7 separate regions of the Homo sapiens genome follow, and regions 1, 2, 3, 4, 5 and 7 are each linked to region 6. A link is a loop called in an ENCODE intact Hi-C map of the cell type or tissue named here. Cell type or tissue: PC-3. All regions are shown on one strand. Region 1 has its middle 3.6 kb from the start of LINC01206. Region 2 overlaps LOC101928882 (a long non-coding RNA gene). Region 3 has its middle 160 kb from the start of LINC01994. Region 4 has its middle 230 kb from the start of LINC01994. Region 5 has its middle 240 kb from the start of LINC01994. Region 6 has its middle 26 kb from the start of LINC02031. Region 7 has its middle 4.2 kb from the start of LINC01994.

Region 1 (4,000 bases), 670 kb before region 6:
AGCCAGGCATGGTTGCACGCACCTGTAATCCCAGCTACTCAGGAGGCTGAGGCAGGAAAATCACTTGAGGCTGGGAGGCAGAGGTTGCAGTGAGCCGAGATGGTGCCACTGCACCCCAGCCTGGGCAACAGAGTGAGACTCCATCTCAAAAAAAAAAAAAAGAAAAAGAAAAAAGAAAAAGAAAAGCAACTTAGAAAGGGAAAAATATGGATATGGAAAAGGGAAAGCAAAAAGTAAGATAGCAGCCAAAACAATAGCAATAAATTAACATTACTGATTGCTTTATTAATATTATGGGCTAGCACCCTGCTAAGTGCTCTACAGGAAACATTTTATTTAATCCTTAATAAATTGGGATGAGATAATGCTATTCTTTTTGTATAGATGAGGAAATGGGACTTAAATATATATTAAGTAAGCTGCCCAAAGCCATGGAGCCAATAAATATGTGTAGCCCAGTGATTGGAGGGGATGAAGGGCAAGGCACTCATGGATGTTAAGGGGCATCGTGGGAAGGGTAGAGAGGAACACTGGGACAGGTCATGGAGCGTCTTTGATATGGAGGCTGACCATGCCAGTAGGCAGTGGGGAATCCTTGAAACATTTTTGAGCACTGGAGTGACATATGAAAGGGCATCTATGAGAAAATCATTTTATTTTTATCCTTAAACTCTCCCCACTCTCTGATGAGAGGTGGAAACCCTGTGTCACTCCAGATTTATAGATGCATTCAGTGATGGCAGGTGGTGATTACAAAGGAAGATCTGAAGATAAAGCTGGAGCAGGATGACCTTCTCCTTTCATCCCTGCCTTGAGGGCCCCAGCTGGGACCTAAAATAGTCTAATATATATTGACACCTGGTTAGGTCCAACAGTGCTCCAGGGAAAAGAGCATAAGCTCTGAGACAAGAAGGACCTGGATTCAAATCCTGGCTCTGCCACTTTCTAGCTTTGTGCACATTCCTGAGTGTCTAGTTACTAGTCTGTGAATCCTAGTGGGAAGGGACTGTGCCCTGTTCACACTGTGAACAATGCCTGACTTAAAGGCTTCACAATCATTCTTTTTTGAGTAAGAAGAGAATGGAGCTTTCTGAGGCTTTATCTCTTCATCTGTAAACGAGGATTATCACAACTACTTCATAAAGTCTTGTCTCTCATAAACCTAGGAATTGCAAACAATCCAGGCCCTTTCTGGACAGGGAGGCCTATGTCTCTGCTGCCATGTTATCCTGATTTCCCATGTTTTGCCATCAGGGTGGGGGTGGGAAGAGATGATGATTCCTTGTTATTTTGGAAAGTAATTTTTTCTTGATTATTAAAGTAATACATGTTTATTTTATATAGAATTTGGAAAAAATTCAAAGAAATTTGAAAAAATAGAAAACAGAAAGTAAAAACATGTTCCTGTAAGATAATATGTATTAGTGTTCATGTTTTAGACAATTTTTTTAGTCTTTATTCTTTTCCTCTACATATACATTTTATGTAATAAAATTGTGATCATATTGAATACAACTTTCTAACCTGTGTTTTTCTCCAGTACCATTTTATCATGAGACTTTCCCTAGATCTTAAACCGTATTTCAAAATAGGATTTTTAATGTCTGTATAAAATTTCATTATGTGAACTTCCTTTACTTTATTAAAACTTTCTCTTACTTTCCAACAAGTGCTTGGTTTTCAGTTTTTCAGTATTGGAAAGGACATGGCAAGGCACCACCTCACTAGTGGGCGCTCAAAGGTTGCTTCCAGGCTGACTGATTCAGAATTACCTGGGTAGCTTTTAAACCAGATTTCTCTCTTCCACCCTAGATTCCTGAAGAGGGAGGTGGCTATTAAGAAAAAAAATAAAAGGACCCTCCAGGTGATCCTGTTGTAAATTAGGAACCACTAATCTTGAGTTCTCAGAGGACTGTTTTTTCGTTTTTTTGTTTTTTTGTTTTTTTTTCATAGCTGAAATCCTCTTGCCCCACACAGTGCCTGACACAGTGGGTGTTCTGTAAATACTTACTGAGTGAATTAACAAATCTTATATTCTGCATTTTAATTCTGGTTCTTGTTTCCTTAGCGGAGTCTTGAAGGTAAATTGTTGGGTTAAAATTTTCATTTTAAAAAACATTGATGGTACTTTTTAAATAAGTACTTTCTCTAAAAATCAATATATATTTCTTTTTCTTTAGAAATACATATTTTTCTTTTTTCTTTTCTTTTTGAGACAGAGTCTCGCTCTGTCGCCCAGGCTGGAGTGCAGTGGCGCGATATCGGCTCACTGCAAGCTTCCGCCTCTGGGGTTCACGCCATTCTCCTGCCTCAGCCTCCTGCGTAGCTAGGACTACAGGCGCCCGCCACCACGCCCGGCTAATTTTTTTTTTGTATTTTTAGTAGAGACGGGGTTTCACCATGTTAGCCAGGATGGTCTCAATCTCCTGACCTTGTGATCCGCCTGCCTCGGCCTCCCAAAGTGTTGGGATTACAGGCGTGAGCCACCGTGCCTGGCCCAGAAATACATATTTTTCTTATAAGAACAATATAGATTCATAATATAAAAATTTCAAAATGTAGATATGTAAAAAGAAAAAATCATATAATATGCACACACATATATGTATATGTATATTTCCATTCAGTTCTTTTCCTGTATATATATATGTGAATATATGTGAAAAATATATATTAGCCACATATCATGCAGTAAACAAAATGTTGTATAATCTGCTTTTTCTTTGTGGGTCTCACAATCATTATTTTAAATCCTGGTTTGGCAGTTTTTGCAATTATATTTCTAGCCTGTTAATAAATAATACCTAGTCTATTAAATCTGTGTGTAATAGGGATCTATTTTCATGGCTGAATTTAAACATTTCCAAAATCATTACTAAACACAGTTTAAAAATATTTAGTGAAACATTTTGTTTGGTGTGGTGTAGACTGCAAGTTTTCATACTTTTTGCATTTATAGGAACTGGTAAATATCTTTTGGGGAACGGCATGGAAGTGACATATTAGTAAAGCCATTTAAATAACCTAATTACCATCTACTACTATATCAGAGAAGAAATGATATTTTAATGTAGAAAATGTAAATGCATTTACTTTTCTAAAAATTAAAACTCAGTTTGAGATGTGCAGACCCTATGTCACTTTAGAAATGTAAAATGTCACATAGCAATTGTAGAGGATGTATTCTGGGTAAGAAGGATAAAGCTGAGAATAAGTTTGCTAATTTTGCCCCAGACTGATGAAAACATCGTCATTAACCAGCTCCAGTCCTTCAGTATCCACTAGATAAATGCATGTCTTGCTTCTTAGCCATTGTATTTTCCTTCACTTATTTGTGGGCTCCTAGAAGGGAGAAGTCATGTTTAATTCATCTTTGAAGTCCTAGTGCTTAAGACTGTGCAGTTAGAGTAAATGGAATGATTGTGAGAAAGCACACTCCATTTCTGAACTACTTTCTTTTCACTTTGTCACTCAACTTTCTCTAAGTTGCTCTTTAAATTGGTATTCATTATTTGAGCAAAAGATTTAGGTCACAGAGTTGGGGAACAGACCATTTTTATGCAGTTACAAACTTGATTTTCAAGATCTGGCAAGATTGAAGAAAGATGTTTAATATACATTATCTTTACATCTAGCAACTCAAACCATAGAGGAGCATGAACACAGGATTACTGTTGTACAGGTCATGTTAGAACTGCTTTGCAAATTTGGTCCCTACTTTAATGTCCCATTGCTATTTTGTGTTTCCTCTACCAGAGGCTCCATTCTCTTATCTGTCAAGCTCCTCCTCCTCCTTTAAAAGCCCAGGTCAAATGCTCCTTCCTCTACGGAGACTTTTCCCCCCTTTTCCTTCAATGTCTCTAAACTGGGCAGAAGCAGTCATTTCCATCTTCATGCTCCCATTATGATCTGTTCATGCCTAAATTTTATCACGCCATTGTGCTTTTCTGTTAAATATATAAGGGTCTATCTTTGGTGCATGTTGAAGTTCCCTGAGGGA
Region 2 (4,000 bases), 1.8 Mb before region 6:
AAATATAATAGATGTTGGCGTGGATGTGGTAAAAAGGGAACGCTTCTACGCTGCTGCTGGGAATGTAAACTAGTACAACCACTATGGAAAACAGTGTGAAGATTCCTTAAAGAAATAAAAGTAGAACTATCATTTGATTCAGCAATCCCATTTTGGATATTTACCCAGAGGAAAAGAATTCATTATACAAAAAAGATACTTGCACACGCACGTTTATAGCGGCACAATTCGCAATTGCAAAAATATGGAACCAGCCCAAATGCCCATCAATCAACAATTGGGTAAAGAAATTGTGATATATATGTACCATGGAATACTGCCAAGCCATAAAAGGAACAAAATAGTGGCATTCACAGTAATCTGGACATAATTGGAGACCATTATTCTAAGTGAAGTGACTCAGGAATGGAAAACCAAACATTGTATGTTCTCACTCATAAGTGGGCGCTAAGCTATGAGGATGCAGAGGCATAAGAGTGATACAATGGAGTTTGGGGCCTTGGGGGAAAGGGTAGGAAGGGGGTAAGGGATAAAAGATTACACACTGGGTACAGTGTACACTACTCGGATGATGAGTGCACAAAAATCTCAGAAATTGCCACTAAAGAAGTTATTCATTAATCAAACACCACCTGTTCCCCAGAAACCTACTGAAATAAAAAAAAATAAATTTTAAAAAATGCTTAACATCTCGAATCACCAGGGAAATGCAAATCAAAATCACAATGAGATATCACCTTGTACCTGTTAGAGTGGACATTATCAAAAAGATGATAGATAAGTGTTGCTGCAGATGTGGATGAAAAGGAGCCCTTGTACATTTTGTAGGAATGTTAATTTGTGGAGCCATTTTGGAAACAGTATGGAGGTTCCTCCAAAAACTCAAAATAGAATTACTATATGATTCAGCATTACTACTACTGGGTATATATCTAAAGGAAGTGAAATTAATATGTAAATGAAATACCTGTACCCTCATGTTTATTGCCACACTATTTACAATAGCCAAGATATGAAACCAATTTAAGTGCCCAGCAACAGATGAATAATTTTTTTTTTTGAGACAGAGTCTTGCCCTGTCACCCCGACTGGAGTGCAATGGCGTGATCTCGGCTCACTACAACCTCTGCCTCCCGGGTTCAAGCGATTCTTCTGCCTCCGCCTACCAAGTAGCTGGGTTTACAGGTGCGCACCACCACACCTGGTTAATTTTTGTGTATCTTTAGTGGAGACAGGGTTTCACCATGTTGGTCAGGCTGGTCTCGAACTTCTGACCTTGTGATCCACCCGCCTTGGCCTCCCACAGTGCTGGGATTACAGGTGTGAGCCACTGCACCTGGCCAAATGAATGTTTTTAAGTTTTACACACACACACACACACACACACACACACACACACACAATGAAATACTACTCAGCCATAAAAAAGCAGAAAAATTTGCAACATGAGTGAATCTAGAGGACATTGTGTTAAGTGAAATAAGCCAGGCACAGAAAGACAAATATCATGTAGTCTCACTTATATTTGATATCTAAAAAAATCACAGAGTAGAATGGTAGTTACTGGAAGTTGAGCGGGGTGAAAAGGGTGGAGAGGGAAAGGGGACATGTTGGTGAGAGGGTATGAAGTTCCAGTTAGACAAGAGGAATAAGTTCTGGTGATGTTTTGCACAGCAGGGTGACTTTAGTTAGTAATAACGTATTGTATATTTCAAAAATTTCTAAAACAGTGGATTTTAAATGTTCTCACCACAAAAAAGTGATAAGTATGTGAGGTGATGGATATGCTAATTGGCCTAATTTGCTTACTCCACAATGTATAGATGCATTAAAGCATCACATTGTACCCCATAAATATATACAATAATTATTTTTCAATTAAAAATTAAGAAAAATAGTTTAAGCTCTCCCCTATTCCTGATTGAATCTAGAATCTGCACCATTTGGTGGAGGTCTGCTTCCTTTGCTTCACTTTTACTCTAGATGGCAGCAGCAGAACAAAATAGAGGAGAAAAATCTGTTCTCAATGAGATGATTCCCTGTCTACTATGTAAAAAAAAAAATCTCAATGTTATTTGAAACAAAATATACCACTTAAAAATTTTCTTTCATTATAGAAATACTTTAACAGTATTTCAATTATTAAAAATCAATGTACAGATGTCTTCATAATTGTTCAACTTGTCAGGACACTAATAAGATATTTACAGAAATTTTTTATGATAATATTTCTGTAAAGACTCACTCACTGCTTATATTAACAGATTTACACTTGGAGGCTAAGGTGTCATGTTTGAATATCAAATACACTTTTTAAATTGATGGAAACATAAGGGATAAATAATCGAAGGGATAACAGAAATTCTCTGGGTGAATATATTACAGAAATAAAACTTTAATATTTCTCTAATAACCATGTTTTTAAGATTATTTCAAATAAAAATATACACATGAAACTGGCTTTAAATATATTAAAATTATAGCTTGTAAGCATTTAAAAAGAAATAATTTTATTATAAAACAACATTTTCCACCATCACACTTTAAACTGTGAGGATTTATGATGCAAGAGAATTTGTAGATGAGATTGCAGAAACACTGGAAACATTATAAAAACAAAGAGACCTAGAGAGGAACCAAGAGATTAAAAGAAAGATGCAAGTTATCATAATTTTCAAAAAGGCACTTCCAGAAAATATAATTTATTTTGCTTGACATTATAGCCTCACAAAACTCTCGTCTAGATTAAACAGAATTCCCAAGAGCTTAGAAAATAGAATTGTCCAAGTTTTGTGCCTTATAGCTCTATATTCATGCCTCTATATTCATAGATTTATGTATTTATTAAGACAATTTTCCTGCAGAGGGCATCAAAATATCTTGGAGAAGGGTTATCTTTTTCCAAATTACACAAAGGTGCCATTTGGACTAATGGTGGCACTGTTATCATGAATCAGAATGGCTTTACTAAATTAAAGCCCTGCCAAACTAAAACTTCCCTTTTTGTGCTAGAATTATTGGCTTAATAAGAATTTATTAATCAGAGCCTTCAGATTATCATTGTCCAATCAGTTATTTAACCAGATAGATGGAGAGGCAGCATAGAATAGTGTCAAGGAGGCAGGCTTTGGGTGGAGATCTTAGTTGGATTTCTAGCTCTGCCATTTACTCATAGGCCCCGCTTATGTTTATGTGAATTGGAAAGCAGCTTGGCATTCTGTGATTGGAACATTAATTTTTTATTTTCTTTATCTAACCATTGCATTCAAGAAATTTAACCTGAGGGAAAAATCAGGAAGGTGGAAAAAGCTTTATGCACAAAGAAATTAATCACTGTGTGATTTATAATAGTGAACAAACTGAAAATGAGGTACAACAGGGAAATGGTTAAGTGAATTACAAAATACAGTAAGATTCAGTAATCAAATGAGCATTTATCAAAGGTTTACAACATGCCATGTATTCTGCCTGGCACTGGAGATTCAGCACTGAACAAGATAGATATGGAATCTGACTTTTCTATGATAATTTAACATCAACTTAAAGTAAGCAGGAGGCAAGCACTTATAACACCATACTATCCACTATACGGTTTATATATGGATATATGTATATGTGTGTATATGCAGAAAAAATACTAGAAGAAAATAAATCAATATGTTAATAATTGTTAGGTCTTTTGTTATAATAATTTTATATACTTTTCAATATTTTCTACAATGAGAATGTTACTGTTAAAATTTTTTTTTTAATTATACAAAATGGCATTATACCAAAGGTAGGCTACAAAAGAAAACAAAATTATCGAATAATGTACTTAAAAGTCAAGATCACTTCATGGTACAGGAAATCCCTTCAGATATAAAGACATATTACATTGTCTTTTCTTGTATTTTGATTTCCATCACAGTGTCCTTTGGAAAGCTCACTTCCTCTCTAGCATTCGGAAGGCCTGTCTGTTCTTATGCGGGGAAGGAATGTGAATGCTAGCAGCACATTC
Region 3 (4,000 bases), 290 kb before region 6:
GAACCAAGTGAATTCTATCCTTCACACCAGATGATAAGCTGAGTCAGCATTTTGCTAAATCAGGATAAAAAATTGTATTTAATTATTGTCTTTCTGATGATCAGTTTGAAAAAGACCATTCAAGCCTTTGCTAATTATTCTTCCTTGGTATAGGCCTTGGTTTTTATTTATAACAGAATCAGAAGAAAAGTTTGCCCACTTCGTTACCTACCATGATTTCCACTGAAATCTTTTGCAAAGTATGTGTTTTCATAACTCTAGTTTCAGGAGGTGCTCTCTAAAAAAGTTCAATGAGAAAGAAGTTTCACGGTCAGAGATTTTAGGGACAGATTACAAATTATGTCACTTCTTGCACATTTACAATAGACATTAGCATAGTAAAGCCACTGAGAAGTCCTACAGTGAAAAAACCTATGTAATTTTATTTCACTAAGACTCCCTAAACTATCTGACCACAAAAGCCTGTTTTCAAATAACACCTATTAACATCCTGTGGAACAGTGGTCCATTGAACGTCCTCAGAAAGGATGCATTAGAGAGCCAGGAGACATCCAACAAGGCCAAGATATTTTCTAACCCTCAACTTTACTAAATAACTGGCCAATTTAATTGCATTTATTCAATTACCTAAATATTAATCATTTTAAAAGTATACATTTTAACATCAACTATCTTACTGTAAAATTCTAGTCATTTAATACAAGCACCATATCAACACAGTGTCTGCCCTTTAGGAACTGCTAGTATTTTTGGAAAGAAAAAGATGCATTTCCTTAAAGGGAAGTTGCACAGAAAGGCCACATGTGATTATGTAAAAATTAGTGGGGCAGAATTAAGCACTATGAAAGTTGAAAGGAGGAGGGCAATTGAATCCACATTATCCACTTTTAGAGACAATGGCAAAACCCATACACACCCTTTGTTCCCTTCTGCCTGTCATTTTTTCTTCCTTTCCCAGAGACACTCAGAATGCAAAATGTGTTATTTGTTCTGTGCCCACAGCTTTGGCAGGTTGGGATCCCTACATTGTTAAGCCTAAAGGCATTCAATATTAGAATTTATTGTCAGGAAGTCATAGATCTTAGGTCAGGGTTAGAAGAAAACTCTTACCCTCATCTAAGCCACCACATCCCTTGTCCTGGCCCCCAGTGGTATCCTTGCTGCCACCCTGGCCCCCTTATACATGGTTCCCCAGGCAGCAGCCAGAGTGATTCTTTTCAAGTGTAAATTGGACCCGGTCTTTTTTTCCAGTGGCTTCCCATCACAATTAAAATAAAACCTAAATTCTCACCACAGGCTACAAAACCCTGCAGTGATCTAGCCCCTGGCTACCTCTCTCATCTACCTCCTACCACACACCTCCCTCACAGAACTCCAAACCCACTGGGCATCTCCTGCTTCTCCTTTGAAGGCCTGCACACTTGCTGCCCTCTTCCCCACTGTGGCATTTCTCCTCGCTTCATCAGGTCTCGGCCCAAATGTTGTCTCCTCAGAAAAGCCATCCCTGGACCCCTTACCTTAAATAGCGCCCTTATTCCACACCTCACTTCCACTTAATCCTCCATTCTCCCTCATCCTCTTCATTTTTCTGCAACTGGCTTATTGCTTTTTAAAAATATTTATGTATTTACTTGTTGACCTTCTTGAGGGAGGGGACATAATTCTGTTTCATTCAATGTTGCAGTTCACAGTGTCTGGTACACATGAGGCATTCCATAAATATTTGTTGAATGAGTTAGTCAATCAATGAATGATTGAATGAATAAATTTATAGTAGAATAAACATGCACAGCAAAGCAGGATATACGCCAAAAATTATCTGAATAAATTAGGAAGTACATACCTTCTCATAAAAATCCAGCAGGTGAGTAACTCTTATGGTGGCACAGGAATTCCAAGAACTTCCTCTGAAGAAAGTCACTTCTAGCTGGGTGGCTTTGCATAATTCACTTAGCTTTTTTGTGTCTCCAGTTCTCTTAACTGCAAAAGGAGGACAATAATAACTACCTTGCAGGATTATTGTGACAATTAAAAAAGATAATGTGTATGAAGTTCATAGGCCAGCTGTCTTCCACAGTGGATGGTCATTATTATCAATTCGCCAAAGCTTCTTTTATAGAATTTCCTTAAATAGAAAGGTGCCTTTCATAAGTTCAAAGTGAAGGCCATTTGGCCTGCTAATACATGAGAAAAATAATTAGTTATTCATGAAATGTATGGTAAGTATGAAGCAAATAAGTTTTTTAGATTATTGTTTTGAACTACCTAGACCACAAAGCCCCTCAGCATTCTGAGGATAGGGACATGTGATACATCACCTATGCACTAATGTTTTTTACTTTCAGGGGACCTCTTAGCTTATCAGGAGAAAGCTACATGAAGAGTTTAAACAAGAAAACCCTTTGGTTTTGAAGTAATTTAAGAACTACAAAGAAGATGTGAAAACAGTATGGATTCCATATAACCATCACCCAGCTTCCACCAATGATATTGTGCACAACCATAGTAGAAAGTCGAAACCAGAAAATTAACACTGGTCCGATTCTATTAACTTAGATACAAAACTTATTTGAATGTTTATGGAGGATCTTTTCTAATCTTGAAGTTGGGAGCTAATTGGGATCATATCTTGGTTCCATTAATCAGGCAAATGAGACAAACTTACAGATTAGTATATAAAGCTCTAATTTATATAATTATTTTCCTTTTCAAATAATTTTAGAATTTAAGAAGCTGTTAGTTTCTACCTACCTAGAAGTCTGGTCTACGCATTCTGAAAAAGCAAAACACAAAGCCCTTCACAGTTCTAAAGAAATGCAGATATGAGAATCCCTGATTTTAACCTCTAAGCTCAAGGCCCATATTTCCCTGAGAAATGAATTCCTCCTTTTCCTGTTAGTTCTGGATATTGCTGTGCATTAGTGTTGAAAGGGAAATAAAGCTGAGGCAGGCCCGAAATTCAGCAAGCACTTAGACTCCAGCTAGAGGAGGACTACGACAGAGAGGAGCCATCCACATGCCTAGGGAGGGCCTGAAGGTCCTGTGAGAGACATCCTTACTTGTGCTCCTTCAGCCTTTGCAAGTGCAGAAGCCACCTGCAGCCGGGCTGGTCACACACAGAAGGGCACATACCACCTGTTCCTCACCCAGGCGGTATTCTCCTTGCCGCAAAGCCTCCCGACTCACCACTTCTTCCAGTTCTGAATGTGACAAATTCGCATCAAGTGAAATTTGTTAATTTGACGTAACAAAAAGATATGCAAAAGCGTTCTTTAAAAAAACATCTAAAAATACTAACACAAAGTCAGCTATAAGTGAGGTACTGTCATTTTTTCTGTTTCATTAACTGAACGCTTCTGTTTTCCTCTTTTGTGTAACCCCACCCTGCAGGGTGGTCCACTTGAACTAATGAAATATGGCTTTAAGTGTATCAGGGTGGAGATGACTCATGCTCCATAATTAGAGTGCCTTGGGACTGAAAAACAGAGCTTTTGGTTTCAGGGCCATCCAGGTTTCACTTTTGATTCTTTATAAGATTTTTCCAAAATGTGAAGATCTTGTTCCAGAGAATAAAAAGATTGATCATGGCAAAATTATATCAGAGTACCTCTCTTTTCCCTTAATTCATGTTGTAATGAAAGAGTATAGACTATGGAGCCAGGAAAGATGAGTTTGAATCCTAGCTCCACAATTTACTGAATGTTTGAATTTGGGCAAATCATACCCTCAGTTTCCTCATCCGTACAATGGGTAATATAGTATAATACTATCTACTGGGTTTGTTTGGTGAATCAGAGAAGGTCATAAATGTGAAAGTCCTTTGCAAATAAAAGAATTTTACAGGTATGTGCCAGGCGCGGTGGCTCATACCTGTAATTCCAGCACTTTGGGAGGCTGAGGCAGGCAGATCATGAGGTCGGGAGATCAAGACCATCCTGGCTAACACGGTGAAACCCCGTCTCTACTAAAAATACAAAAAATTAGCCAGGTGTGGTGGCAG
Region 4 (4,000 bases), 360 kb before region 6:
GGCCTGTCTTGAAGTCAAGCCCAAATTGAAATCACTGCTGGCAGGGACAGGAAAAATAGAACATTTGACAATAAGAGTGACAGATGAAGCATTGGGGACCTTGAAAGGGAGAATAACTCAAGCTATGACCCAGGACAGAAATACTGCACCTTAGTAAAATACCTGCCCAATCTGTAAGTTAATAGGCAGGTACATTTGCACATGATAATGGGCTAAATCCAACGCTTGGTAGAGTTGGTATTATTTTCCATGTTCATGTTTAAAAGGAAAGCTGAACATGCTTCATAGAAAGAACCTTTTGATTATAGACCAACTGTTCATCACCACACTTCCTGGGGAAAACATTTTTATTTGGTTATATAAAAGGGTAACATTTGTTAGAAATATATCTAAAGATAGAACTTCTGAAATTTGTCTACTCTTGCTACAAATGATTATTTAACATTTATAAGAGTAAAGTTAAAATATTTAAATGTACATGTGTGTATATATATATGTGTGTATATATATATGTGTGTGTATATATACACATATATATGTGTGTATATATATGTGTGTATATATGTATGTGTGTGTGTGTATATATATATATATATGATAAAGGCAACTTCATATAATATCATATAATATCCCTTGATTCATTGGCGGAAAGGAGAAACTTTGTATTTCATGACTTATAAAATCCATTAGTTGCATCTCAAATTTCTTTTTTTTTTTTTCTTTTTCATTGTACTTCAGTTCTGATTACTTGGATTAGGGGGAGAAAACTCAGTAGGATCTGCCAATTTTTAGTGATTTCTGTCATCAATTCCTGATTGCCTAGGATTGCTTTGTTGTTCACCTTAGATGCCTTTAAAACATGATTTATTTAAGCCTATTCACTCTTAGTTGGTTTGGTGATTGGTAGTAAAGTTGTTTTGGTGTCACCCATTGGAGTGAGAATTTTCCCCACATGATGGCCATTGTAGGTCTTTCACATCAGGTGTACTTTACTTCTAGAGTTGTCAGAAAAGAATTTAACTCCAGTAATTAATTATTTGGGATAAGTTTCCCAAGGAGTCCTCAGCTTAGGCTACATTAGAGGCACTGCATTCTATTCATATAATATGAAACCTTTTAGGTCATATGAGTAATTAAGTTTTACATCATTGTGAAATAAACACATACGCCTACGATTTCACCGAAGCATGTAAGTGGATGGTTAAGAAGCAAATGTGTGTTTCCCTTTGTGGATAATAATGGCAGACAGTCATATTGTTTATTTTGCCTTTGATATGAATTTAAATCAAATAAAGATGGTTCAAGTTAGCACAGGGAAAATCCAGTTGCTTCCCTGGGTCCATCAGCATCTTAATCCGTTTTTCAAATGTTTTGGAGTTTTGCAAAGCTTGAAACTTTTTTTTTTTTTTTTACCATGCCCCCTTTCCCTTGTTTTATAAGCCAATATAATTTTAAAGAAAAACTTAATCCATATGTTTGTGATTCATTTTTACTAAACTCATCAAAATGGTGTTTTGTAAGAGTGATTTGGTGTCCAACAAGTCTTTTGAGTCTCTCTGTAACAGGCCTTCTTAATGCCATTTCTCTTTGAAGCAAGAAGTTGTGTTTTGCCAACAGTAGAGAAATTCAAACCCCCAAAGGGTTGAAATCAGTTTGAAACTTCAAGCCTAAGGACTCTGTGGGGTTCTATACTTGGCAAATGGCTACTTCCCTTCTAACTTTGAAATACCTTATTTTCCTCTCACAAGAAATGCTCTACTGTTTTGCTAAAATATGTATTTAAAATAATCTTCAGATTCTTTAATACATAAAAATATATACATTAAAAAGTGGGGCCTAACGTTTAATTTATTCTAAAGCAATATTATTTGATTATCCATTTGGATTTTCCTTTAATTCTCATTTTCTGACCCTACACATCTTTGTGATTTGGATTTACCCAAAGATTTACCAGAAAAGATGACCATGATGATCCTACAAGCTGGAAATAAGTGCTGGGTAGTTATTGGCTTTCTTCCCCAGGTTGCTCAATAAAGGACATATTACTTAATGTAGTACGCTAATGTCTCACACTATATTTCATACTTTTATTTATGTTGACAACCAAAACTTCAATGCAGAAGATTTTGAATAATATGCTCTATGTCACAAGGTGAACCATAATTCACAGTTGTAGATGTTTGCTAGTTTTTCAATGTAGTTCATTTCTATTTATATGTTTAAAGGAAGACCTGTATAATTTCCGTTAGTTTTTATACAATAGGCAAGAGGAGAGAGAGTGAGAAAGAGAAAACAAAATAGTATGTACAGCAAGTTAAATATCCAAACCACTATGGTCCTTTGTCCTGACTGCTTTCTGGCCATGAAGTGGGAGTGCCCTCTAGTGAAACTTTAAAATCATTGGAAGATATTGGGTGTAACGTGGTTAAGGTTTTCTCCTAAATTCTTTTCTTCAAAAATCTTTGGGCATTAACAATTTGCATAAGTTTTGAATGAGAGTTAGAGAAAAACACAAAATACCATCAAGTAAAACTATTTCTTTGGGAAACAAATACAAATGAATACATTACTGTCAATATCAAAAAGTACATGTCTGCATATCTTTGTCATCTATCTGTTTATCTATCTATCTATCTATCTATCTATCATCTATCTATCGAAAGATCCCAAGGACACATAAGTAGCATATAACCCACAACAGGGCTATAGTTATCTAAAAGAAAACATATAAAAACATAATTACCCACTTCTCAAGAAGATGAATAATAAATAAGTTACTTTGGAATGTGAAAATAAGGCAGTAGTAGCAATACACACGAGTAAATAAGAAGTGAAAAATACATCTTGTCATCTATATTATTCCAAATCTCTTTGTAGAAAGCAGCACATGCTCATTGTGATAAAATCTGAAAAAGTTCAAGGCCAGGAGTCAGAGTTCTTACCCTGGACTTCACTTACCAGCTGTGTGAGCTTGGGCAACACATTTAACCTCTCTGAGCCTCAGGGTCATCATCTGCAAAATGGGGCTTAAGAACACCTGCCCTACCACCTCATAGGGTAGTATTGAAGGAGATAAAGTATGGGAAAGGGCTTTGAAGTAGATAAAGTTCTATACTGTGAAGGTATTATTTTTCTGACTTCTTTCTACTGAGGAAATTTCAAGCAAAGTCCCCTTTCAGGATGAAGAGGGAAAGAAAGAAGACCCTCCTAAAATTCTCTGGAGTCAGGAATCATTGACAAAACATCTTTCTTCCCAATCAAAAAAGAGTCACAGAGAAAGAAACAGGTGGCGCCCGAGGAAGGATGCAGGGTTAGACATTACCATCGTGGAGCCGCCAGCTCTCCCGGACTAGGCTGACGCCCACGTGGAGGGCCCTCGGCCAGGAAGCATGGCCTGGGCAGCCTGTGCTGGAGCCGGCTGGGCAGCAGCTGGTGGAGGAGTCAGGAACCGCGTCCCCTCGGGTTTACAGCAGCAAGAGTTTCCGTGAGTCTAATCTCCACCTTGCACAGAGAGAAGCTCAGCAGCACGTATGCTCCGCACCTCTGTGCTTTTAATCCCCCTCTCCGTGACCATCCATGCAAAACCGTTCCCTCTTTGTTGTCTTTTCAAAACTGAAAATATTTTCATTTTGTTTATGCCAACATAATAAACTCTTCATCTGAGCAAACAATCTGATTTTTCCTTTTAGTTGCAGTGAGTTTAATTTCAGATTTGTGCTGTAACAATTCCTTACTTTTCTCCACATAAAGCTTGTTTTCAGTGAGATGTGGTTTCTCACTAGCTGTGTTTGCTTTGAAGAGAGTTTTACGTACTTATTTTTAAAATCAACTTGTATAGGCACTTTAAATCAAGGTATTAAAATTTTCAGAACATTCAAAAACTGTTCCCTTTTTTTTTACAACAACATAGGTATCTCCTATGTATTTATTGCCTAGATTTTCACTATTTATCTTCTGGATGTACATCTTTCTTTTGTCCGGAGTGAGAAACTGTTTCTAG
Region 5 (4,000 bases), 370 kb before region 6:
GCCAACGAGACAGAGTTTTATCTTGAAGGAAATAGGGCATCGCGGAAGGTCTTAAGCAAGGAAATGGCACAATCAGTACTGTGTTGTAAAGCAGTCATTTAGCAGCTGAAAAGTGGAACTGGTGATGGGGCAGGAAGAGACTGCAAGTCTGTGAGGCAAACGATGAAAATATTATTAGTTATCTTTCTATGGATGATACATTTTAGATGCCTGTTAGTTTACTTGACCAAATTCTCAAGGCTCCCCAGGGGAGTTTCTTGAGGACAGGGACCCATGTTTTTTACTTTAGTGTGCTTTCCTCTGTCTAGACAATCCTAGTCCATAAGGCACTTGCAAATCGCTGCTGAATCAATGGCAAATCTAGGGTGAGGAATCAGGTTTCCAGTGCTCCAACTAGAGCTTTTTCTATACCCACACAGTGGTTTCCCAAGAGAGTTTTATTTTGGAAATGATTAGAGGTTGGGGTAGCATTTTTGTGTAGTAGAGCCCAGCACCATTAGACCTTTTGTGAATACTGAGTGGAGCAGGCCAGTGTCGGAGAGGGGAGCTAAAGAAGTAAGAAAAAGCCGGGCGTGGTGGCTCACGCCTGTAATCCCAGCACTTTGGGAGGCCAAGGCGGGCAGATCACCTGAGGTCGGGAGTTCGACACCAGCCTGACCAACATGGAGAAAACCCATCTCTACTAAAAATACAAAATTAGCTGGGCGTGGTGGCACGCGCCTGTAATCCCAGCTACTCGGGAGGCTGAGGCAGGAGAATTGCTTGAACCCAGGAGGCAGAGGTTGCAGTGAGCCGAGATTGTGCCATTGCACTCCAGCCTGTGCAACAAGAGTGAAACTCCATCTCGAAAAAAAAAAAGAGGTAAAAAACGAGTGTTCCCTTTAGTCTCCAGTGCATTATTAGACTGTGAGGCATTTTGGTAGGAGCTGCAGCCGGTAGATGGCTAAAGAGGAGGACTTTGGGCAATCCAGAGTCAGAGTGAGGTCATTAAGCTCTTGGGAGAGGCAGGAGGGAGACAGAGACGTTTCTAGGAAGTAGTAGAGACTAGGTTAGGAGATAGGAGGAGCCCTGCTTTGACATTTTGCCGCTGGCCTGCACCCTCCCCACCCCTCTACCCTAAAGGCAGAGAGGGAGCTTTTGAGCTTCCATCTTTGTCTAGTCAGTTCCTTTTGTCATTAGGCACCCATCAGCTTCGGCCCACCCAGAATGTAGAAGTGATGTATAAGAATGTGGATAAAGGCTGCACAGCACAGGGCTGCATGGGCTCTTGAATCTGAGCTCTGGAATATTTTGGCCTCAGTTTTCTCATCTGTAAAATGGAAATAATAGTACCCACTTCAGAAAGTTGCTCTGAAGATTTAATAGATGATGTTTGTAAAGAGTTCAGCATAAGTGTCTGACCCAAGTTAGGCACTGAAAAAAAGATTTGCATTGATTATTTTCAGGAGCTGGGGAGGTGAGAAGGTCATGGAACCAATAATTGATGGCCCCAGAGATGCATCTCTCAATAACGACATTAAACTTCACAATTGGCCACCAGATGGCTCTTGAGAAACTTCCCTTATGTCCATATCTGCTCCTGGTGTGGCTGAGGGATCGGCCTCCATTGTAACAAGCACAGACACCCAGGGTAGTGGAAGAGGGAAGGCCCTGGCGACAGCCAGCGAGTAGAACCAACAGAAGGCCTCAGGAAACCCTGGGGTGGCCACCCACGAAAGCAACAGCCAGCAGCTGGAAGGAATGCTTAGAAATGTGTCTGCATAACCATATTTTAAAACATACCAGACTAACCCAAACTAGGAAACAAAGGAAATATAGTCATATCTTCAAATGCAGCCTATCCAGCACACTAACCCTAAGTGTGACCCAGGAAAATTTGAGGAATTGAAGTACAAAAGAGGCTGTATTTCTTCTATCATCCTATTTATCATGGACATCACATACAAAAGTAAATAAAATATTCAAAAAATATTAGAAAAACAGGCAAATTCTTATTTACTTTCAATAACTCAAAGAATCTTTATTCAAAAGAAAAAAATCCATAGCAGTGGGTTTCTCCAGAAAAATTTCTGATTGAAATATTTACTCATTAGCATTTGCACTGATACATTTTTCCAATTATTATAAGAACCTTGGTATATCTCATAGACACTAAATCAGTAGAAAGATCAGTTGAGAACATATATAATAAAGTGTGAAATTGTATTTAAGTTATACCTAAAAAAACAGAGTTAAATAAATAAATAAAATTTATACGTTCTTCAAAAATAAAAACATTTGATATTCACTTTTTTTTTTTTTTTTTTTTTGAGGTGGATTCTCACTCTGTGGCCCAGGCTGGAGTGCGTGACACGATCTCGGCTCACTGCAAGCTCCACCTCCCAGGTTCAGTAGATTCTCCTGCCCCAGCCTCCCAGGTAGCTGGAACTACAGGCACGTGCCACCACGCCTGGCTAATTTTTGTATTTTTAGTAGAGATGGGGTTTCACCATACTGGCCAGGATGGTCTCGAACTCCTGACCTCATGATCCACCCACCTCAGCCTCCCAAAGTGCTGGGATTACAGGTGTGAGCCACCGCGCCTGGTCGATATTCACTTTTAAAAATCTGGCCTAAGCCAATGGACAGAAATTAAACCAATTAATTATGTACAAAGATGAATATTTATTATAGAATTATTATAATGGTAATTATTAAAACTGAACTAAATGTCCAACAACAGGGGACCTGTTAAACCCATGCAATAGAATGTTATATAGTTATTAGAAATGACCAGCCTGCCCAACATGGTGAAACCTCGTCTCTACTAAAATACAAAAATTAGCCGGGCATGGTGGCACACACCTGTAACCCCAGCTACTCGAGGCTGAGGCAGAGGAATCACTTCAATCTGGGAGGCGGAGGTTGCAGTGAGTCGAGATCACACCACTGCACTCCAGCCTGGACAACAGTGAGACTCCATCTCAAAAAAAAAAAAAAAAAAAAAGAAATGATATATGTTGATGATTTTAAAGACATGAGAAAATGCTCAAAATATAATAGTAAATAAAAAGGATGCAGAACTGCAAATGAAGTATGATATCACTTATATGCACCATAACAAGACTGGGAGGAAGTTACCAATTAGCATGCTAAACTGTTTAACAATGGTTATCTTTGGGTGGTAAGATTATGGATGATTTTCATTTTATTTTCTATTATAAATATTTCCTAACTTTATATACTATATGCATATAATACTTTTTAATTGATTTAAAAACACAATAAAAAAAAAACCCTGCACAGTTATAGTTGTTTTAGGCCTTATGAAAGGAACTAATTATTTCTGTTCATAACAAATTCCACTAAACTTTATAATAGATATAAAATACGAGTTTTGAACAGAGTCCACTCCCACCCCCAGATCTCCCAGTCCCCAAGAGATTCTGATCTCTAAAGCTATTCACAAATTGCAGCACCTGCCCCACCCCACCCCATTGTTTTCTCTATCCACTGGTAAATTTCTGTCTTAAAACCCACCTTATTCTTTCTCTCTTATATTAATGAGGTAGAAAAAAAAAGATAATAAACAGCCACACTGAGCGAGAAGGTATATATGGGTGCTTTGTGGCATTTTGTTGTTGTTGTTGTTTTGTTTTGAGGTAGAGTCTTGCTCTGTCACCCAGGCCGGAGTGCAGTGGCACAGTCTCGGCTCACTGCAACCTCCAACTCCCGAGTTCAAGCAATTCTTCTGCCTCAGCCTCCCCAGTAGCTGGGATTACAGGCATGCACCACCACGCTCAGCTAATTTTTTTTGTATTTTTAGTAGAGATGAGGTTTCACCATGTTGGTCAGGCTGATCTCAAACTCCTGACCTCAAGTGATCTGCCCACCTCGGTGGGTGCTTTGTTCTGAGTCAAAACAGTATTATAAAAACAAATATATGATTTTTAAAAAAGCAATCCCTTGTTTTACAAACAATTCACATTCGTAAGTTCACCTTTAGAATCTACAGCAATGA
Region 6 (4,000 bases):
TACAGGCAACAGTGAGCACCAGGTTGGGAACGCTTTGCCTCAGCGGAGTTTAGGCATCATTTAGTAAACAAGGGCAAAGCATGGAGGATTTGAAGAGCAAGGGGAAAATGCTCTCAGAGGTGTTTTAGGAAGAACGATCCGGCACTATGATCTATTTCTCCTTTCCCAGAGAAAAGCCCTACAACCTATGTCCCTCAAAACAATATGTTTATCCTCAATGTCTCTAAAAAGTGCTATGGCCATCCCTAGTAGCATATTAACTGTTTAAATAAAAGCATTATGTGAAAGACTGCAGTCCTTATGTCAGGGTAACATTGAAGGTGCAAGGCACGTGTCAGAAGATGAAATAAACTCAGAGTAACCTATCCCCTCTAGAGTCCTGGCTTTAAATTCAGGTTGCATCATAAATGAATAGGGTTTGGTGGCCTCCCGCCTATCTCCTGGGAACATTTGTTTGATTTACAAAAGTACGACACAATTTGACACACTCAGTATAATTAGCATTCGCTATTTGGGAGAATGCCCCCAGACAGCTAGAATTCAAATGCACCGAAGCCAGACCTGAATTTTTTTTCTCTGTCCTCCTCTTCCATTTTTTTTTTTCCTGCTCTCTCCTTTCTTCATCAGAGGACCATGCAAGCTGGAGATTCGAGGAAGCAAATCCCAGATGTCCCGGGTGCTCTACACACCAAATCAAGCAACAAAATGCATGTTTCAGCCTCTACCGTTCTGCTATGCGTAGAGAACAGAGGCTGTTGTTATATGTTCTGCTCCCCAGACTTCTTCATGCAACTGTTGATTACACAGTGTTGGTTTCACATAAAGAGTTTTTCTGGAAGAAGTCCCATTTCAGAGAGAGGTGCTTAGTATTTAACAGTGCTCCTGCTAATAATGATTAAAGTTATTACTGTTACTTAAATAAAGCAGGGCATAAATACATAGAAGACATTGGGTTAACTACTGCTCACAACATATGAAAATATCCTCTTTTCTCAAGCACAGGAGTTTGCCTGTTCATTTTAAATCTGTTTAATTCCAATTTTAGGGGGCCTTGTGACAGTCATCCAAAAGTTAGCTGCCAAAACTGTGACTATATTAAGCTGTTTATCACACACCAACTAAAGGTGGTGCGTGCTGGTAGACACACAGAAAAGCAAAGAAAATTGGAGCTCATTAGCCAGGGAGGCCAGGAAAGCTTTAGGAAAATTCTGAACTGGGAAATATTTGTTAGAGAATTTTAGTTGTGTTTCTTCTAAGGACAAAAAAAAAAAAAAAAAAAACAATCTAAGTTTATAAACAGAAGCAGCATAAATGAGTTAATTTTAAAGTTATAATAGACAATGAAGAGGTGAGGATAAATAGAAAACACAGACCTCAAACTCCAAGGCAAGTGAACGGAATCTTCAATTTCTTGATCCTTTGGTTTGACATGGTTGACACGCTTCCCATGGCTCACAGCCTGAAAATGCAAGGCAAGAAATTCATTTTCTATTTTTTTTCTATCCAAAAGTTACATGTGTCATTTTAGAATCATCACAAGTTTCAATTGGATGGGATCCAAAAAAATGTCATCTTCCTGTGAGTGCGTAGCAATATAGCAATGCAGAAATGGAATCATAACTGACCTGGAAAACAAGGAGGGCCTCTCCAAACTCCACATCCGAATGGACACACCACATTTGGTTTCTTCTCAGCAGTGACTAATTTTGATTAGATTTGAAGGCCCAATTTAAGCTTAGCCTAGAAGCTGCTTCCACTGCTTATTAGTGGTCTGTGCCCTCATTAACTATCATTGAAGAATGAGGTGGAAACAATCATTCAAGAGCATCTACTCAACTCTACATTCAAAGCCACAGCAGTTTATTTTATCCTTTGGTTTGGTGACGGCTTGGGAAGGGGAAGTCAATTTTCCTTCATTTCTTGGAATAGAATTGGAAACTAATTGCATGTTGCTCTTAAAATTCGTTAAAAAATAGTTTGAAACTAGCCCATAACGTCACATAACCATAGATGACAATTGGCCCCTAATTGTACCTCAAAGTTTAGCCACTGACGGTTCATTTGTATTTTCCTTCTCAACACGCTTTCCCCCTCCCCAGCACCCCAAACAAAACATGCTACTTTTAAATAAGATTTGTGGAAAGTCCTAAATGGGGTACCATAGACGAGTAAACAGTGTCACCTAGTGGGCCAGAGGACACTAGGAAAAGAAGAAAACTAGTAATCTGTACAAATGAAAATACCGGCCAACTGACAGCATTAGGCCACATTTTGCCTTCATTTTTGCCCTCTGTTGTCAACCATGAGCAAAGAAGAAAGTTTCCTCCAGGACACACTAATAAATAATCACAAACAAATAAACGCCAAACCCCACAGCTTTCCCTCTCTAGTTCCCTAATAAAGATCTTACCTAAGTAAAAATAACAGCTGGCATTAATTCAGCATTTACAGAGAGCGGATATTTTGCAGAGAGCTTTACCTGGGGCATCTCACTTGGTTACCCAGAGTCCCATTATTGGTTAGGGAGCTTTGGTGACTTGCTTGAAATCATAGACTCTGACACAGCCCCTGTGGTAACACCTGCTCTGTAGTACCCCCCACACAGCCCAAGGGCAAACAATGAGATCTCGGAGGGACAAATATATGTAATAACAGAATCATTAGACACATATTAAGCATTTACTGTGCCCCAGACTATTTAGGGGATACTAAAATGCACTGACATGGATCCTGCCCTCTAACAAGTTGTCATCTAAAGGATCCATTTGTAGAGTACTTTAGAGTTACTATCATTTCAGGCTATCTTCATGTGCCTACAATGTAATCAAGGTCCTGATTTTAGAAATGAGGTTTTGGGATTCATCCAAGTTCACACAGGTAAGAAGTGGCAGCCCTTCAGATTTAAAGGTGAGTGGATCACTCCACCTCTTGCTGCCTCTTTCACCAGTGCAGCTGCTAGAGATCTCTGGTTTCATGACGAGGTATGGAGGCCACAGACGGCAGAGAGCTGACTCAGAGAACAATTACCACAGGGTTCAGGGGTGGAATGTTCTTTCCCTCTACCATCTCCAAACCATCCCAGCCTGACAGGAATGACCATAAATCAAATCTCTTGATAGATTAGATTAAAACAGATAATTCCCATTCTGTGGGTCTCAAAGAATGAGAACTATAAGGAGATTTTCTTAATTTAAAAAGGGGTGCCGGGCGCAGTGACTCACGCCTGTAATCCCAGCACTTCGGGAGGACAAGGTGGGTGGATCGCCTGAGGTCAGGAGCTTGAGACCAGCCTGACTAATATGGTGAAACCCCATCTCTACTAAAAATGCAAAAATTAGCCAGGCGTGGTGGCAGGCACCTGTAATCTCAGCTACTCAGGAGGCTGAGGCAGGAGGATTGCTTGAACCTGGGAGGCGGAGGATGAAGTGAGCCAAGAGCATGCCACTGCACTCCAGCCTGGGTGACAGAGTGAGACCCCATTTCAAAAAAAAAAGTGGGGGCGGCAGGAGTGGCATACATGAGAAACCTACAGCAAACATACCTAATGGTAAGAGATAGCATGCTTTCTGTTCTCACTCATAGGTGGGAATTGAACAATGAGAACACTTGGACACAGGGTGGGGAATATCATACACCGGGGCCTGCCGTGGGGTGGGGAGAGGCGGGAGGGATAGCATTAGGAGATATATCTAATGTAAATGACGAGTTAATGGGTGCAGCACACCAACATGGCACACGTATACATTTGTAACAAACCTGCGCGTTGTGCACGTGTACCCTAGAACTTAAAGTATAATAAAAAAGTAAATAAATAAAAATAAATAAACAAAAAAATAAAGAGATAGCATACTTTCCCCTGAGATCAGTAACAAGATAAAGATATTCTCTTTCACCAACCTATTCAAGGTCCTAGCTAGTGCAGTAAGATAAGAAAAAGAAATAAAAAGTATACATATTAAAAAGGGACAAGTAAACTGTCTTTACCACAGGTGACATGATT
Region 7 (4,000 bases), 130 kb before region 6:
CTTGAACCCGGGAGGCGGAGGTTGGAGTGAGCCGAGATTACGCCATTGCACTCCAGCCTGAGCTACAGAGTAAGACTCCATCTCAAAAATAAATAAATAAAAATAAAGACATTTGTTCAGCCCTTCAAACTGTCAATGAGTATGTTCTTGGAAAGGTTCCTTGTCATCAAATATAAATTGCAATGATCAAAGGCGAACTACGTATCAATATGTAATGAAAAATAATTTACTAGGAGTCTACATTGGAGGAGATGAACTCTACAGCAGAAATGGTGCACCTCTGGGTTTGCCAAAGCAGAAAAATTCTTGACAGCCTTTCCAAAAGTACAACCAAGTTCTTGTGCCCCAGAGTGGGGTGAGATCTTAGAGAAGAGAGGCATCTATAGGGATTATTTTTGAAGTCTTGTTCACAGGTTTAAGCAGTTACAATCACAAGTCTCTCTGCTCAACCACGACCATCTAGGTTTGCCCATTACTTTATTTTTTAATCTGACACAAAAGGAAAGACGCAGAGGTGAGAAAGGGAGGGGTAGAAAGGTGAATTATACTCTCTGTATCCTGTTCTACCACTTGCCACATTTCTAAATTACCAAGATTCCCAGGCACAAGAGTATGTGTGAATATTTTGTTCTGTTTTTTTACTCAGTACTAATAATACACAAGAGCTGAATAGTTACTGAAACTATTTCCAGTTTCTTGCATTTGATAATAGATGGAGACCCGATTCGAACTGACCTAGACACTTAAATACTATCCCAGACAGAGCCATCCCCAAGTAGGTCACAGAGCTTCTCTGTGTCTGTTTCTTTATTTGCAAAATCATACTGTATCACCTGTCAAATTCACAGATTGTTAAGAATTAAGTAAGTTCATGGCTATGAAACACCTTTAAAACTATGAAGCACTAAAACAAATTCAGTGGATAGTGGCAATTATGAAGAGGATGATGATGGAAATGAGAGAGACTACAAATGAAAATTCTGTATATTTATGAAATTATGGCTTAGTATTTGTCATTTGAGAATTTCAATGTTTTTGGACATATAGGACTGGGATCATAAAAATTCATGAGCATATTGGTGATCCTCAAATAAAATCTGTTTTAAATACATAATGTACACTTTCCAAAAGAAAATTCGTGATGTGCATATTTATATATTTACTAGCACTATCAAAAGGTACCAAAGATGTTAACACTAAGTGCTAAGCATTTTGCATACTTCTGGAAGCTGTTCTTCCCTGCTTTGCCCACATAAGTCACCTCCCTTGAATGATACTTGGGAAGGCCTGGTCACAATCATCTTTAGACATTTGATCTGACTGAGATAATGTCCCATGAAGGTGCTGTGATTTCGGTCAAAGGTGAAATAAACATTTTTCTCAGTATTATTGTCCAAGAGATTTTACTTTTGACACTCTGGGTCTGCCTCAAGTGGCTGCTAGGTGATAGAGGATGAAAAAGAGAAGGAATGAGTAAAACCTGAAGTGAGAACCAGAAGTTTTCCCTAAAAGAAGCTAAGTTTTTTAGGGTGAAGATAAAGATTTAATTTTGCAATATTAATTTCTACTGCCAGTGTAAAACTTTATCTTTCTAGGTATCTGTACACGTCTCTGCCCAAAGTACCCTCCTGCTACTAAGGCAAAGGAAAAACATATTGATTTTTCTGCAAATTCCCATACCTTTCTTTCAAGTTGACTGCTTGGAAATCTATTCAAATTGGAGACTGTATCCTGTTTAGGTAGCTGAAGTTGACAGCAGAGCTTTAATTAATAAGGCGTGCAAGGACAAAGGCACTAGGCCCAAATCAGATACAAGCGACATCTTCTTGTGGCTGCTCTGAGAAGCACAGCAATTATTTATACTCTACCTTGGTGCTCAGGCAGAAGAAATAAGGCTAGAGCATGAAGAGCAATGCTATCTGCCAATATATGAGAATTATAGCATTCTGGATGAACAGAGTTATATTATCCCTGCTTTCAGATAAGTAAACCAAGAATCAGAGTGCGTGGATTACTCTGCAAATGGAGGTAGAAAGCCTGTGCCCTATTTTCTTGTCCATCTTCAATATCCTGTGCTGGGATTTCAACAACACTTGAAATCCTCTTGCTTTCCTCCTTTTGCCCATTATATTCCTTATCTACAGTGGGCATTTTCAGTGCTGCCAACAGTGCCTATGAATCTACGTTCTAAATGTCAGGACCTGCCAAGATTTGTTAATTATCCTAACTCCCTCTGCTGGCGGATTTAACTACAACCCAGATTCAAAACTCAATGGAACACAGTAACTGTTTAAAATGTTTTTCAAGTTAATTCACATCATAAAAGAGTAGGTCCGAAGAAGGAAGAAAACTACAAGGTGAATTTTAGTTGAGAACGTAACTCACTATAATATAAATAAACTGGAGGTTTAATAGTATTTTTTAAACCAGCATCTGGGATAAGATTTGTGAAATATGAAGTAGATAATGTTGGTATAATTTTTCCCCATTCTCTTTTTGTTCCCACACTCCTTTTCATTTTTGTGGCTTGTGATATTTCCCTTTGTCTCTAAGCTCTAGACTTCTACTTAATAAGTACCAATAAAGATTGTATGTTATCCTTAAACAGTGGTAGCATTCCCCACCTGCTAATTGCTTTATTTGTACTTACTGTTTCCGCCCTCTCATCAACAGGGGCTTTAGTATAAAGGGCAATGAAGTAGAACGTGATGAGGCGAACAGGAGCCAGCCGAGTGAATGCTTCTATAATTACACAGTAGCCTGGAGTAGCTCTTCTCAAATCAAATTATGAGCCTGGATTACCTAAAACTCTCAGGACACAGCCCGGGTTTTCATTTGTCTGTAGGTTACTGTCGACAAGCAGCCTTCTTTCCCCTTGCCATTATTCTTCACAGAGATTATCAAAGCTCCCATTCCACTGCAATATTCCCAGAGCAATGAGATGCCATGGAGAAGGCCATTTTCTTAAATGGCTTGCCTGACCCCATGTGCTTTACCACTTATTTTTTTTTAATTTAAAAAAAAACTTTTTTTCATGTTTATAACCACCTCTGTCATTTGCATATCAAAGTTGATTCCCAGCTGAGCTTATTCATGATTCTTTGGCAAATATTTATGCTTTGTCAATGTCCCAACCACCCATAAGGCAACAGGAACAAAAGTCAATAGGCCTCAGCAATGTTTGGATCCTTGTTTGAACACCTGACTATACCCTCGGAACTGTACACTGCACTGGAAATAGCATAGTAATAGGAGGACCAGACTCGAGGTCAGGCCATCTGGAATAGGGGCACAGATCTGATGATGGCTAGCTGTGTGGCCCTGTGACACCCGTTCACTTCTCATTTTCTCCATCTGAAAGCCAAGGCAATTGAACTAGATAATCTCCAAGGTCCCTTCCAGTTCTGTGGTTTCATAGACTCAGCACAGTGCTGCATGGATCATGTGCACAGGAGACTCAGTACATATTTGATTGCAGCAGCTAAGCAAAGCAAAACAGCAATCCATTTCTCAAGTGGTTTAAATGTTTATTAAATCAAGATTTGATGTGTCCAAGATCTGATCAAAAAGTGAACAAAAAATGGTGAGCTTTGGTTGGTTAATGACTCCTAGAGAGAAAATCCAGGCTCAAGTCTTAGCTGTGTGCAGTGTTGGGGTCGGTCTACTAAAGCTTCTAAGAGGGAAGGGTTAGATGATCTCTAAAGTTGTTTCCAACATTGAAATTACAGCTCAAAAAGATAAAATTCAAGTCACCAATTCCTGTACGTAATAGTCAGTGCACTTTATCTTCTTGAGAAAAAAATGGATAATTTTATGAATAATTCTTTTAAAAATCCTCCATTCTGTAACACTCTATAATAAAGATTTTTCGTTTGGTTTAAAATAAGTATTTAAAACGGGCATAGTGATAGGGAAGACAGGTAAGATTATAATCATTACAAAGTTGAGAATTTTTCATATATGGTCATAGTAACGTAGTCTGATATCACACGCCAATTTG

What was found. Hi-C counts contacts between places; a loop is a spot of excess contacts. Peaks named below come from ENCODE experiments on the same cell type or tissue, not always from the same donor. Only the 100,000 strongest peaks of a DNase experiment are listed, where the experiment ranks them.
Region 1: it touches region 6 in a loop (13-fold over the local background); 4 of 110 quality-filtered maps call a loop at or near these places.
Region 2: a loop joins it to region 6, with 18 times the contacts of the local background. A loop is called at or near these places in 2 of 110 quality-filtered maps.
Region 3: a loop joins it to region 6, with 2.5 times the contacts of the local background. A loop is called at or near these places in 3 of 110 quality-filtered maps.
Region 4: it touches region 6 in a loop (8-fold over the local background); 16 of 110 quality-filtered maps call a loop at or near these places.
Region 5: it touches region 6 in a loop (13-fold over the local background); 12 of 110 quality-filtered maps call a loop at or near these places.
Region 7: it touches region 6 in a loop (4-fold over the local background); 10 of 110 quality-filtered maps call a loop at or near these places.

What each region holds. Positions count from the first base shown.
Region 1 is chr3:181,946,779-181,950,778 of GRCh38, forward strand. No RefSeq gene overlaps it. Among named protein-coding and RNA genes, the nearest start is that of LINC01206, 3.6 kb to the right of the region's middle. In PC-3, a CTCF peak has its summit at 1,721; no DNase peak of the experiment used is centred here.
Region 2 is chr3:180,801,050-180,805,049 of GRCh38, forward strand. All of the region lies in intron 3 of LOC101928882 (a long non-coding RNA gene), which reads right to left. Among named protein-coding and RNA genes, the nearest start is that of FXR1, 110 kb to the right of the region's middle. RefSeq lists an enhancer at 3,682-4,000. In PC-3, a CTCF peak has its summit at 2,011 (motif pointing right); no DNase peak of the experiment used is centred here.
Region 3 is chr3:182,322,315-182,326,314 of GRCh38, forward strand. No RefSeq gene overlaps it. Among named protein-coding and RNA genes, the nearest start is that of LINC01994, 160 kb to the right of the region's middle. In PC-3, no CTCF peak of the experiment used is centred here; DNase peaks (open chromatin) are centred at 1,007 and 1,747; H3K4me3 peaks cover 429 bases; H3K27ac peaks cover 1,186 bases.
Region 4 is chr3:182,256,386-182,260,385 of GRCh38, forward strand. No RefSeq gene overlaps it. Among named protein-coding and RNA genes, the nearest start is that of LINC01994, 230 kb to the right of the region's middle. In PC-3, a CTCF peak has its summit at 2,378 (motif pointing left); a DNase peak (open chromatin) is centred at 2,366.
Region 5 is chr3:182,247,001-182,251,000 of GRCh38, forward strand. No RefSeq gene overlaps it. Among named protein-coding and RNA genes, the nearest start is that of LINC01994, 240 kb to the right of the region's middle. In PC-3, a CTCF peak has its summit at 1,512 (motif pointing right); a DNase peak (open chromatin) is centred at 1,561.
Region 6 is chr3:182,616,139-182,620,138 of GRCh38, forward strand. No RefSeq gene overlaps it. Among named protein-coding and RNA genes, the nearest start is that of LINC02031, 26 kb to the right of the region's middle. In PC-3, CTCF peaks have their summits at 2,183 (motif pointing left) and 2,383; DNase peaks (open chromatin) are centred at 1,563, 2,183 and 3,013; H3K27ac peaks cover 1,791 bases.
Region 7 is chr3:182,488,565-182,492,564 of GRCh38, forward strand. No RefSeq gene overlaps it. Among named protein-coding and RNA genes, the nearest start is that of LINC01994, 4.2 kb to the left of the region's middle. In PC-3, CTCF peaks have their summits at 2,234 (motif pointing left) and 2,441; no DNase peak of the experiment used is centred here.